Regions from separate parts of the Homo sapiens genome. Here region 2 is linked to region 1. Evidence: chromatin contacts called from ENCODE Hi-C or POLR2A ChIA-PET data. All regions are on one chromosome and are shown on one strand. Each heading gives the region's core, a stretch centred on a gene start or an enhancer-like site at or near the end of the contact. The rest is flanking DNA. Distances are from core to core; before and after follow the strand shown. Region 1 overlaps RRAGD (Ras related GTP binding D). Region 2 overlaps BACH2 (BACH transcriptional regulator 2).

Region 1 (5,248 bases), core at 2,502-5,001:
TGCCACCACACCTGGCTAATTTTTAGCATTTTTTTTTGTAGAGATGGGGTTTTGACATGTTGCCCAGGCTGGTCTCAAACTCCTGAGCTCAAGCAGTCCACCTGCCTTGGCCTCCCAAAGTGCTATGATTACAGGTGTGAGCCACCATGCCTGGCAAATTCCAGAACATTTTTATCACTCCAAAGAAACTACATACCAGTTAACAGTCGCTCTCTATTTTCCCTTCTCTCTAGCCACTGGCAACCACTAACTACTTTTTGTCTCTATGGATCTGTCCATTCTGAACATTTCATGTAAATAGAATCATACAATAGATAACATTTTGTGTCTGTTCTTTCACTTAGCATTATTATTTTCAGTGTTCATCCATATTGTAGCATGAATTGGTACTTTATTCCTTTTTTATGGCTGAATAATATTCCATTGTATTTTTTTTTTTTTTGAGACAGGGTCTCACTCTGTCACCCAAACTGTAGTGCAGTGGCATGATTGTGGCTCACTGCAGCCTCGAGCCACTGGGCTCAAGGGATCCTTCCACCTTGGTCTCCTGAGTAGCTGGAATTACAGATGCATGCTGCCATACTCAGCTAATTTTTAAAGTTTTTGTAGAGATGGGGTCTTACTATGTTGCCCAGGCTGATCTTGAACTCCTGGCCTCAAGCAACCCTCCTGCCTCAGCCTCCCAAAGTACTGGGATTATAGACATGAGCCACCATTCCTAGCCTGTATTCCATTGTACCGCATTCTTTTCATCCATTCATGAGTTGATGGGTGTTGGGCAGTTTCTACTTTTGGGCTATTGTGAATAATGCTGCTGTGAACATTCGTGTAGAAGTTTTTGCCTGGATATATGATTTCAATTTTTTTTGGTATATTTGGAGGAGTGGAATTACTAGGTCATATGGTGACTGTATGTTTAATCTTTTTTTAAGACAGAGTGTCACTCTGTTGCCCAGGCTGGAGTGCAGGGGCGCCATCTCAGTTCACTGCAACTGCTGCCTCCCAGGTTCAAGTGATTCTCTTGCCTCAGCCTCCCAAGTAGCTGGGATTACAGGTGCCTGCCACCATGTCTGGCTAATTTTTGTATTTTTAGTAGAGATGGGGTTTCACCATGTTGGCCAGGCTGGTCTCAAACTCCTGACCTCAAGTGATCTGCCTGCCTTGACCTCTCAAAGTGCTGAGATTACAGGTGTGAGCCACCATGCCCAGCCTATGTTTGAGGAACTGCCAAACTGTTTTTCAAAGTGCAACATTTTGTATTCCCACCAGTGGCATATGAAGGTTCCAGTTTCTCTACATCTTCACTAACACATGTTATTATCTGTCATTTTGATTATAGCCATCCTAGTAGGTGTGAAGTGGGATCTCAATGTGGTTTTTACTTGTACTTCTCTGATGGCTAATGACATGGAGCACCTTTTCATATGTGTATTGGCCTTTAGTGTCTCTTTGGAGAAATGTCTATTCGCATCCTTTGCTCATTTTTTATTGGGTTGTCATTTATTGTTGAATTATAAGCATTCTTTATATATTCGGGATACTAGACTCTTATCACATGTATGATTTGCAAATGTTTTCTCCCATTCTGTATGTTGTCTTTTTACTTTTAAAATTTTTGATGAAGTCCAGTTTATCTGTTTTTTTTTCTGTTGCTTGTGCTTTTGCTGTGATAGCTAAGAAACCATTGCCTAATGCAAGGTTGCCAAGATTTACACCTATGTTGCCTTCTTAAATAAAACATTTTGATTTAAGAGTTTTATAGTTTTAGCTCTTCAACTTAGATGTTTGATCCATTTGAGTTAATTTTTGTATATGGTATGACATAAGGGTCTAACTTCATTCTTTTGCATGTGGATATCCAGTTGGCCCAGCACCATTTGCTGAATGTCTTAGTTTTAATAATTGTTTTAGGTCCTTGATCTCATTTATTGTAACAGCCCTATGAGATGTTTATTTTCATTATCAAGTCCATTTTGTAGATTTTGAAATTGAGTCTCAAAAGCTAAGTATCTTTTTCAAGGTCTGATAGTTTAAACCCCAAGTCTTGCTGACTTCACAGCCTTAACACTGAACCACGGTCTATACTTCCTTTACTCCTGTGAAATATACACGCTCTTGGTCAATTAGGAAGGCTGCTTACCAATTAAGCGGTTTTCTAGGACTAAAGAACATTGTGGAATTAATACTATATGTTTCAAGAACGAAGGAAAGAGAGAGCCCTACAGGGTTTTGAGCTGTTACACCAACTTCTTTTTTTTTTTTTTTTTTTTTGAGACGGAGTCTCACACTGTTGCTCAGGCTGGAGTGCAGTGGCATGATCTCGGCCCACTGCAAGCTCCGCCTCCCAGGTTCATGCCATTCTCCTGCCTCAGCCTCCTGAGTAGCTGGGACTACAGGTGCCCGCCACCACGCCTGGCTAATTTTTTTGTATTTTTAGTAGAGATGGAGTTTCACCGTGTTAGCCAGGGTGGTCTTGATCTGCTGACCTCGTGATCCGCCCGTCTCGGCCTCCCAAAGTGCTGGGATTACAGGTGTGAGCCATGCGCCCGGCCCACCAACTCCTACTTTTATCCAGTAATGCCTAATCCCTCTAGGACCCTTAGCAAAGGATTTTAAGATTGAATTTTTGTTACCAGGAACTGGTGTAGTGCTGGCCTCTAGAACTTTCTGTGAGGATAAGAATGTTCTATGTCAGGGATCCCCAAACCCCGGGCCACAGACCTGTACCAGTCTGTGGCCTGTTAGGAACTGCGCTGCATGGCAGAAGGTGAGCAGTGGGGGAGCAAGCGAAGTTTCGTCTGTATTTACAGCCACTCCCCATTGCTCGCATTACTGCCTGAGCTCTGCCTCCTGTCAGATCAGCAGTGGCATTAGATTCTCATAGGAGTGCAAACCCTGTTGTGAACTGCACATGTGAGGGATTTAGGTTGCACGCTCCTTATGAGAATCCAGTGCCTGATGATCTGTCATTGTCTCCCATCAACCCCACATGGGACTGTCTAGTTGCAGGAAAACAAGCTCAGGGCTCCCATTGATTCTACATTATGGTGACTTGAGAATTATTTCATTATATAGGACAATGCAATAATAATAGAAATAAACTGCCTAATAAATGTAACCAGCTTGAATCATCCTGAAACCACCCCACCATCCCACTGGTCCCTGGAAAAATTGTTTTCCACAAAACTGGTCCCAGGTGCCAAAAAGGTTGGGGACTGCTGTTCTGTGTCTGTGCTGTCCAATACGTTAGCCACTTGCTGGATGTGGCTATTGAGTACTTGCCACGATGAAACTGAGGAACCCCCAAATTTTTATTGTGATAAAATATATATAACATCATAACATTTACAGTTTTAGCCATTTTTGGCGGTGAGGGCCACATAACAATGTGACTGTTATGCGCCCCTCACCACCATCCATCTCCAGAATGTTCTCATATTCCCCCAGCTGAAACTACATACCCATTAAACATAGAACTCCCCATTCGTCTTTTCCCCCAACCCCTGAAAACATTCTGTGTCTATGAATTTGGCTTCTCTAGAAACATCATAGGAGGAGGATTTGAATTTCTAATTTTAATCGATTTTAATTTAAATAGCTGTATTTGGCTAGTAGCTACCTTACTGGATGGGGGCCCTGAGCCAGGGTGGGCCTGAGAGATGTCTGCCTTTCACAAACTTTGCATCTGCTGTGTAACACAATCCAAACCTGCGACATCTAGTCCAAGGCCCATTTTCCAGGCCTTCGTGGCTTGGGAGAGTACTAGCCAGAGGAGGGTGACTAAGAGAGGCATAACTCACGTCAACAAGCATCTCTTTAGTGATGGCTTCTCAGAGAACAATATGGCTCCTGAATGCTCAGACCTGGATTCTTTCCACAGTCTGCTCCAGGAAATAAATCTCTCTTCACGCTCCTGAGTCCCTGCTTGTGATGTGGCATTATATTGGTGTCTGGCCTCCGGGATGGTGTAAGAAGTGGCGAGACTCTATTGTTGAGTGTTTTGCACTTAGCAAAAGCTGTCCCCTTTGCCTGGTGGGAAGTATAGACCAGCGGTTAAGTGTTAAGGTTGTGAAGTCAGCAAGACTTGGGGTTTAAGTGGAGGGACTGTAGTTAGCACTCTTTGGAAGAGTGGCATCATCTGTGAATCATAAATCACATTTGAGGTGGAAGTGAAACTCCTCTAATTAACCTCTGTGAAAGCATCTCACCTTCATTCTCATTTTGTGGTTTCTCCAGTTCTGGACTTCAGTGACCCCTTCAGCACTGAAGTGAAGCCGAGAATCCTGCTCATGGGCCTGAGGAGAAGCGGCAAGTCGTCTATTCAGAAAGTTGTCTTTCACAAAATGTCTCCCAACGAAACTCTGTTCTTGGAGAGCACTAATAAGATATGCCGGGAAGATGTTTCCAACAGCTCCTTTGTCAATTTTCAGATTTGGGACTTCCCAGGACAGATTGACTTTTTTGACCCTACATTTGACTATGAGATGATCTTCCGGGGAACAGGAGCACTGATATTTGTCATTGACTCACAGGTAAAGCTCAGAGTCTCAGGGGTATGATGGCCTGGCCGGTCCCCTCCACCCCACCCCATGTTTTTGGTTTGGTTTTTAAACTCTGGAATAGGCCTTTCTACCAAACAAGTGTTTCTTGGTCAGGGCTCTCAGACTTTGCCAAAGTTAAAAGGCTCCAGCCGTGACCAACAATCAACCCATTGAGCATTAGGGAACAATTGACACTTCAGCAAATCATAGACCTAGGAAACCTCACTGATGGAGGGGCCCATTTAGGCCAAATATGTCATCCCCACTATGGTACCGCTAGTCAACATCTACAAAAGATCACAGGTTCTCTGCAACAAAAACATGTGTATAAATTTACATTTTAAACTGTTTATTATTTCCTATGAAGATAAAGTTCTAGGTGTGAAAATTTTTCTTCTGAAATAAATTATTATAATTATTGCTTAAGATAATATAATTATGTATTTTATAGATGATTATTACATATAAAAAGTAAAATTTGAGATAAATATCCCTCTTTAGAAGATGGATATTTGATATTTTTTCCACTTCATATATCCATGCTTGAATAAGACAATATTTGGCATCAGTTCCATTTTTGTTTTCTGTTTATATAGTTATAAGCACTGAGAAACTTTATTCACATAAGTAAGTAGGTGGATATGAGGTGAGTTTTATTCTAGCATTCATACTGCTATTCAGATTCCTTCCAAGTTATATCCCCTAAA
Region 2 (5,301 bases), core at 2,458-4,957, 690 kb before region 1:
TTTTATCCTTCTCGAGAAACTGCAAGTTTTGGCTTTTACCACCTTTCCAGTGCCAGAGGTTAAATGTTGAATGTTCTGTTTATGTTAAGCACTCTAAAAGTTGTGATATTACTGGTTTTAAAACTAATATATGAAATCATTTTATGAACCTATGTATTTAGCTCCTATAGTCATTGGGAACCAACGGCATACTTTTGAAGCCAATTCTGTTTCTTTTTAAAAAATAAAAAGAACCTATGATATGATTATTTGTAATATTCCATTTCAGATTCAGATTATGTTCTGCTCAAGAGATCATCAAAATTAATTTTCATTCTCTGCTAATGGTACAGAGAGGAGTGATGTTACCAGCATGGTTGTAAACATTAATATATAAATCAAAAATTTCAAAAGATAATTCTCTGAGTCGTGAGTCTCCAAATAATCTATGTTTTATTATAAAGCTGCCTGCCCAGTGACATCAGTTGTAGTACAAATTGTTTATCAATTTATTCTAATAGTTTCCAATCTGTTGATTTTTAAGAAATGGTTTGTGTGCTCTTTTTTGGATGCACCTGTCACTAGTGAAATGATGCCTCTCTGTGAGCCCAGATTTAACCCAGGGCATTGCAGCATGTTTTTCCAAGGATGTCCCATTAGCTAGATCTTGTAAGAGTGTGTGCCTGCAGCCTTGTGGCAGCTGGAAGTTGCACAGACTGTGCGTCATGAGGAGGAAAAGCACTTCTGCTCTTCTGCCCCAGAACAGTATTTACAAAGCTTTGCAGGATAGCAAGATTTTTAGAGTCCTTGCGGTGCTTAATTAGAAGCTATAATCTGTTATTTCTAGCATGTTTTTCCTGTATTCTGTGCCTTACTTGTCATCAGTTCAGTTCAGATTAGTATGCTGGGTCCTTGATTTCTTGACAGAAAGTGTCAGAAACTTATTGATGAAGTGTTCTTGATTTCTAGACAGAACCACAATCAGAAAATAATTGTTTCCTTTTATCTGAACAGAAGTAGCTTTGTTTTCCTTATTATCAAAGTGATACATGTATTCTACATAATTTATAAAATAGCAGAAAATTGAATAAAGGTAGAGATAAATTACCTATAATCTGGCTGCCCAAATATAACCTACCTGTTAACTCATACTTTTATGTATTTTTCCAGACTTTTTTCAAGAAACTAATTAACTAATTCCAAATTTACAAGCAGTGCTCTAGACTGATTACATCCTACAAGCTGGTGGCACTTAGGAATGATGCCTTTAAGTGTCATCTTATAGGACAGTGATCTCCTTGTTACTTTTTTTTTCTTCCTTCTAATTATATTAATCAGCTCTTATAAGAACAGATAGCTGTGTGGACTCACTAGTATCTTTATCAGGTGGAAATTCCTGTCAACCAGTATTTTCATTTCTACCTTCTGTCAGTCAAAATGATAGTGAGTGGCCCTGTAAGATCCTAGTGGGCCTCTGGAATCATAAAGGAAGATTCAGTTATGTACAAGATGGCTTTGGTGTTAGGTCAACTGATTGTGTTCTGATTATTTAGAAATTAGTAATCACTGTACTATAAGGCAATTTGGCAGAAATGGGAAAGGTTGAGTTAGCCAGATCTTCCCATTCCGCATTCACAATCCAAACAATATGAACTCCAATCAAATTCTGATTTTATAATTTTGGTAACAAAATTTCATTCAAATATATGCCTTCTTGTGCTGTGAACAGAGTTTTCCTTTAACTTTGCATCCTTTATCCCCCTTTAAAGATGCATCTCTTCCGATTGCTGTGGTGTGATTTTATAGCTCCTTGAGTTGTGCTGGTATCTCTGTGCTTCCCTTTGGAGAGTACTAGGCCTTCAGGTTAGGATGAATCCTAACACTTGGCCAAGGTTAGGAAGGGCTTTGAGCACTGAAAGAAAACCAAGGTAAAATTTAAGGAATTGTTAGAAGATTCATCTGAGAAATGTAGAATTGTAATCCACAAACTTTATGTCCGTAGAATAGGAAGTATTTAGTAAGCAGCTAGCTGCTAGAAGGGATTTTGTTTGTTTAAAAAAAAAAGAAAAAGTCTGTCTTTGACATTGGTTATATCTAGGTTTTATCATCCCGTGTAAAGGATTCTTAAGTTCCTTGAAAGCAGTGACTTTGAGAGCATCCCTTCATGTCCTCTGTGTCCTTGTATGTAATAGGAACTCAGTGTATATTGGATTAATATTTCTGTGGCTCTTCAGTGACAGATGAATGAATGTGCTCAATTCAGGTAACTACATTTGACCTTTTTCCTACAGCAATTGAAGGGTGTTTGGGTAGCATCTGCGATTGTGTTGAATGCCCTGGTTGGTTACGGGTGTGGGGAAGTGGTATACAGTACTTTGATCCTCCTTTGGAGAAGGAGATGCTAATGTGGATAATGAGAATTTGGTTCTTTATCTTTAGTTTCGATTTGGCCGCCTTCCTTCACTGAGTCACAGTGCTCACTTGTTTAGTGATGGGCATGTCATTTAAGCCTGAGACTGTCCCTCAGACTGTTTATGACATTGGATCTGAATTTCCCATTAGATGAACAGCCAGCATTTGTCATATAAATTCAAGAACACACTAAAAGTTTGTTGGCTTTGTAGTTGACATTGAGATTAACTTTCTCTAACCTAAACCAGTGAAAACTAAAATGCTCCTCACCACATAAAAGTTTTGCTTTCGCTGCGTTCAGACCCCTCCTACCTTGTCACAGCACAGTCATTTGGAGTCTGATTTGGGGGCGGTGTGGTTGTCTCAGTGGCGTATGACCCACTTTGTGTAATACTTAATTGCCTGTGTTTTTACAACACAAGTCAGAAGTTCTGGCGATAGTGGACTATCACCCAAAAAAGATTTTCTGAGACATCTCATCAGAGCTGCTCGAGTACCGCGCATGAAGACGGTGTTAGCTCTGCAGGGCATGTGCTAACTACCAGACGATGAAAGAACATTTCCTCTAGTTTCTGGATAATGAGCAGGCACACAGGTAAAGATGCCTTTCTCAGGGTTGACGCCTTTTGTTTCCTAATGATTCTGATGATTTTGTTGAACTAGACTTTTAAATATTAATTGTTACCTGCATATGTTTGCTGTTGTGGTTTGCAGAGGGCTCAGAGGAACAAGCATTTTAATTGGTATCCTGGGACTGTAATAACTTTTTATTAAAAGTCTGGAAAGATAGTAATCAAAAATAGACTCTCATCTCTATCTTCTCTGTGCCCCTGGCAAATATCCTCTTCATCAATTTTGTTTTTATTATTTGCCGTCAAGATGGTTATCTCTAAATATCAGATGCTTCAATCCACAGTGATAACCATGTGTGAATTAATGCTTGATAAGCTTCAGGTTATCAGGTGGAGAAGTGTGGTTAAGGCATACAGAAAGAAAAAATGCACAGAAGGAAAGGGATAGCAAGGGGATACTGTGCCTTGGTAAGCGTGGTGCCACCGCAGACTAAAAGCAGATATAAGTCAAGTGCTACTGACTTAAGTTTGGCAAAATCACTCCTCACAGCCCGCTCTGTTTTAGAAATGTTTATATTTCTGATATCACTTTTGTTAATTTGAAGAACTTTTAAAATACCATCATTGTTTCAAAACAAAATGTGGAAGGTGTGGATCACCTTCCTGAATTTACAGAAAAGTTTTTGGGTACATTTCTTTGCGGAAGATTGGCTGAGATGTGGTTCACGGCAGGGTGGTGCCCGTGCCTTGCGGATCACGTTGTCTGTACACTGACTGACATACCAACTTAGAGTCTTTGAAAATGCCCATTGGTAAGTCAACATTGTTTTCCCTGAAAGTCCTGAGACAGAAAAAAAAAAAAAATGAAAGTACAAACACTAACTGGAAAAAATGTCACACATTTTAGCCACTTTGCATCCCTTGTTAGGACAAACCCTGGTCTGGGTTTTTTTACATTTTGAAGTTGTGTGGTAGGTGGGGCAGTGTGGGTGGCCCAGAAAAAGTAGCGGTTAGAATAAGATTTTCCATTTATTGCCCTTTGTGCATGGCTAAAAATAAGAGTCATACAAATCAGAATATGTAGTGCAAGCAAAATCACTCTGTTAATTCTGATGACTGGTTTGCCCACATCTTTGCATCTGTCTGGTAAGTGGTATATTGGGAAATAATTTGTCTCTGTTTAAATAGCAAAAGGCAACCAAGTTTTTGCGTTGTGTGTCTACACATGATAGTTTATCAGCACTTTTCTCTTCCGAAGGAAGAAAGATCCAACTCATACATAAACAAATTGTGTTGATGGAAGGAAGAAAGAAGCGTGAAACCCTTGAATCTTTTTTAAAAAGGAATTGCCTTATTTGAAATGCAGTTTTACAACATCCATCTTCTTGGCTTATTGTTAGAAAGTTATTTCTTGTAAACTCATAGCACAGCAAGGAAAGGATATCTTAATGGTGTTGCCCTAGAGATTGGAAAACTTTTTGTGTGTTTGGTTGGAGGAGGGAGAAGGGACAAGGATGAGCACACGCCTGCCCTGTAGTATCTTCTGTAGACACAGATGTTGGAGGGACAGTTAACCAAGTAAAAACTCCCCTGCATCTGGCTGCTGAGTCGAATGCAACCACAGTAAGTGATAACGTGTCCGTTTGTGGCTAGAAGAAACACCAAAGAGAGGCGGCGCCAGCATTCACAGGGAAATTTGTGCCTTCGCAATCCCATTGATGGTGCTGTCCCATTCCACTGACTGAGTGGTTGTGGCATTTCCAAAGAATGAGAATGTCTGCAAGTGTTCTGAGCCTTTCAGTCTGATGAGCTTTGTAAAATGGATGAGTCAAGAGGGCAGTTCCAGAAGATTCTGAAAAATGAAGACTGCAAATCACATTTTTCTTTGGCATCCCCAACTGTGGCAGACAGTGTGGCACAGTGGTTACAATGAGTTGAGAGCTTTAGGAGGAAAAAAAGACTCCGGATCAAATCTTAGCTTAGCTACTTGTTGACCTTGATCTGTTAACCTCTCCTAGGCCTGGGTGTCTTTATTTGAAAATGGGAACAGAAGTAGTACTGCCTGCCTGAATGAGAGGGTGGTTGTGGGGATTCAGTGAGATGACGTACATAAAGCACAAAGCCAGCACTCCACAAAATGATGTTGGTGTTATCGTCATTTGTGCAGTTGCATCATAAAATGTGTTGGAGAATTTGAGAGCATTTGGGAGTTCTCCTCTATTCTTGGAGTACAAATTTTGGAATTAAATGGACAAAAGATCAGCCTCTGGTTCAGTGTTTCAGAAGAATACAGGCATTTATAGAGTGGTTTGCTTCTTCTTAGGTTACTAATGCCAAC

The links. A loop is a pair of places that touch in the nucleus more often than their neighbours do. ChIA-PET counts read pairs that join two places held with the same protein, here RNA polymerase II (POLR2A). Pooled maps may share reads with other maps.
Region 2: a pooled map shows a loop between it and region 1 (4-fold over the local background). The contact joins two enhancer-like sites. A Hi-C loop is called at or near these places in 3 of 50 pooled maps. POLR2A ChIA-PET finds 5 or more read pairs at or near these places in 2 of 52 experiments (T-cell and activated CD4-positive, alpha-beta T cell).

What each region holds. Positions count from the first base shown.
Region 1 is chr6:89,386,579-89,391,826 of GRCh38, reverse strand. It overlaps RRAGD (Ras related GTP binding D), which reads left to right. Exons shown (of 7, transcript NM_021244.5): 2 at 4,237-4,532. Among named protein-coding and RNA genes, the nearest start is that of RRAGD, 23 kb to the left of the region's middle. RefSeq lists an enhancer at 4,385-4,444. Within about 2 kb of position 3,751, at least 3 of the 41 ENCODE cell types and tissues checked have a DNase peak (open chromatin) inside an H3K27ac peak, as active enhancers do.
Region 2 is chr6:90,078,442-90,083,742 of GRCh38, reverse strand. All of the region lies in intron 5 of BACH2 (BACH transcriptional regulator 2), which reads left to right. Among named protein-coding and RNA genes, the nearest start is that of GJA10, 190 kb to the right of the region's middle. Within about 2 kb of position 3,707, at least 4 of the 41 ENCODE cell types and tissues checked have a DNase peak (open chromatin) inside an H3K27ac peak, as active enhancers do.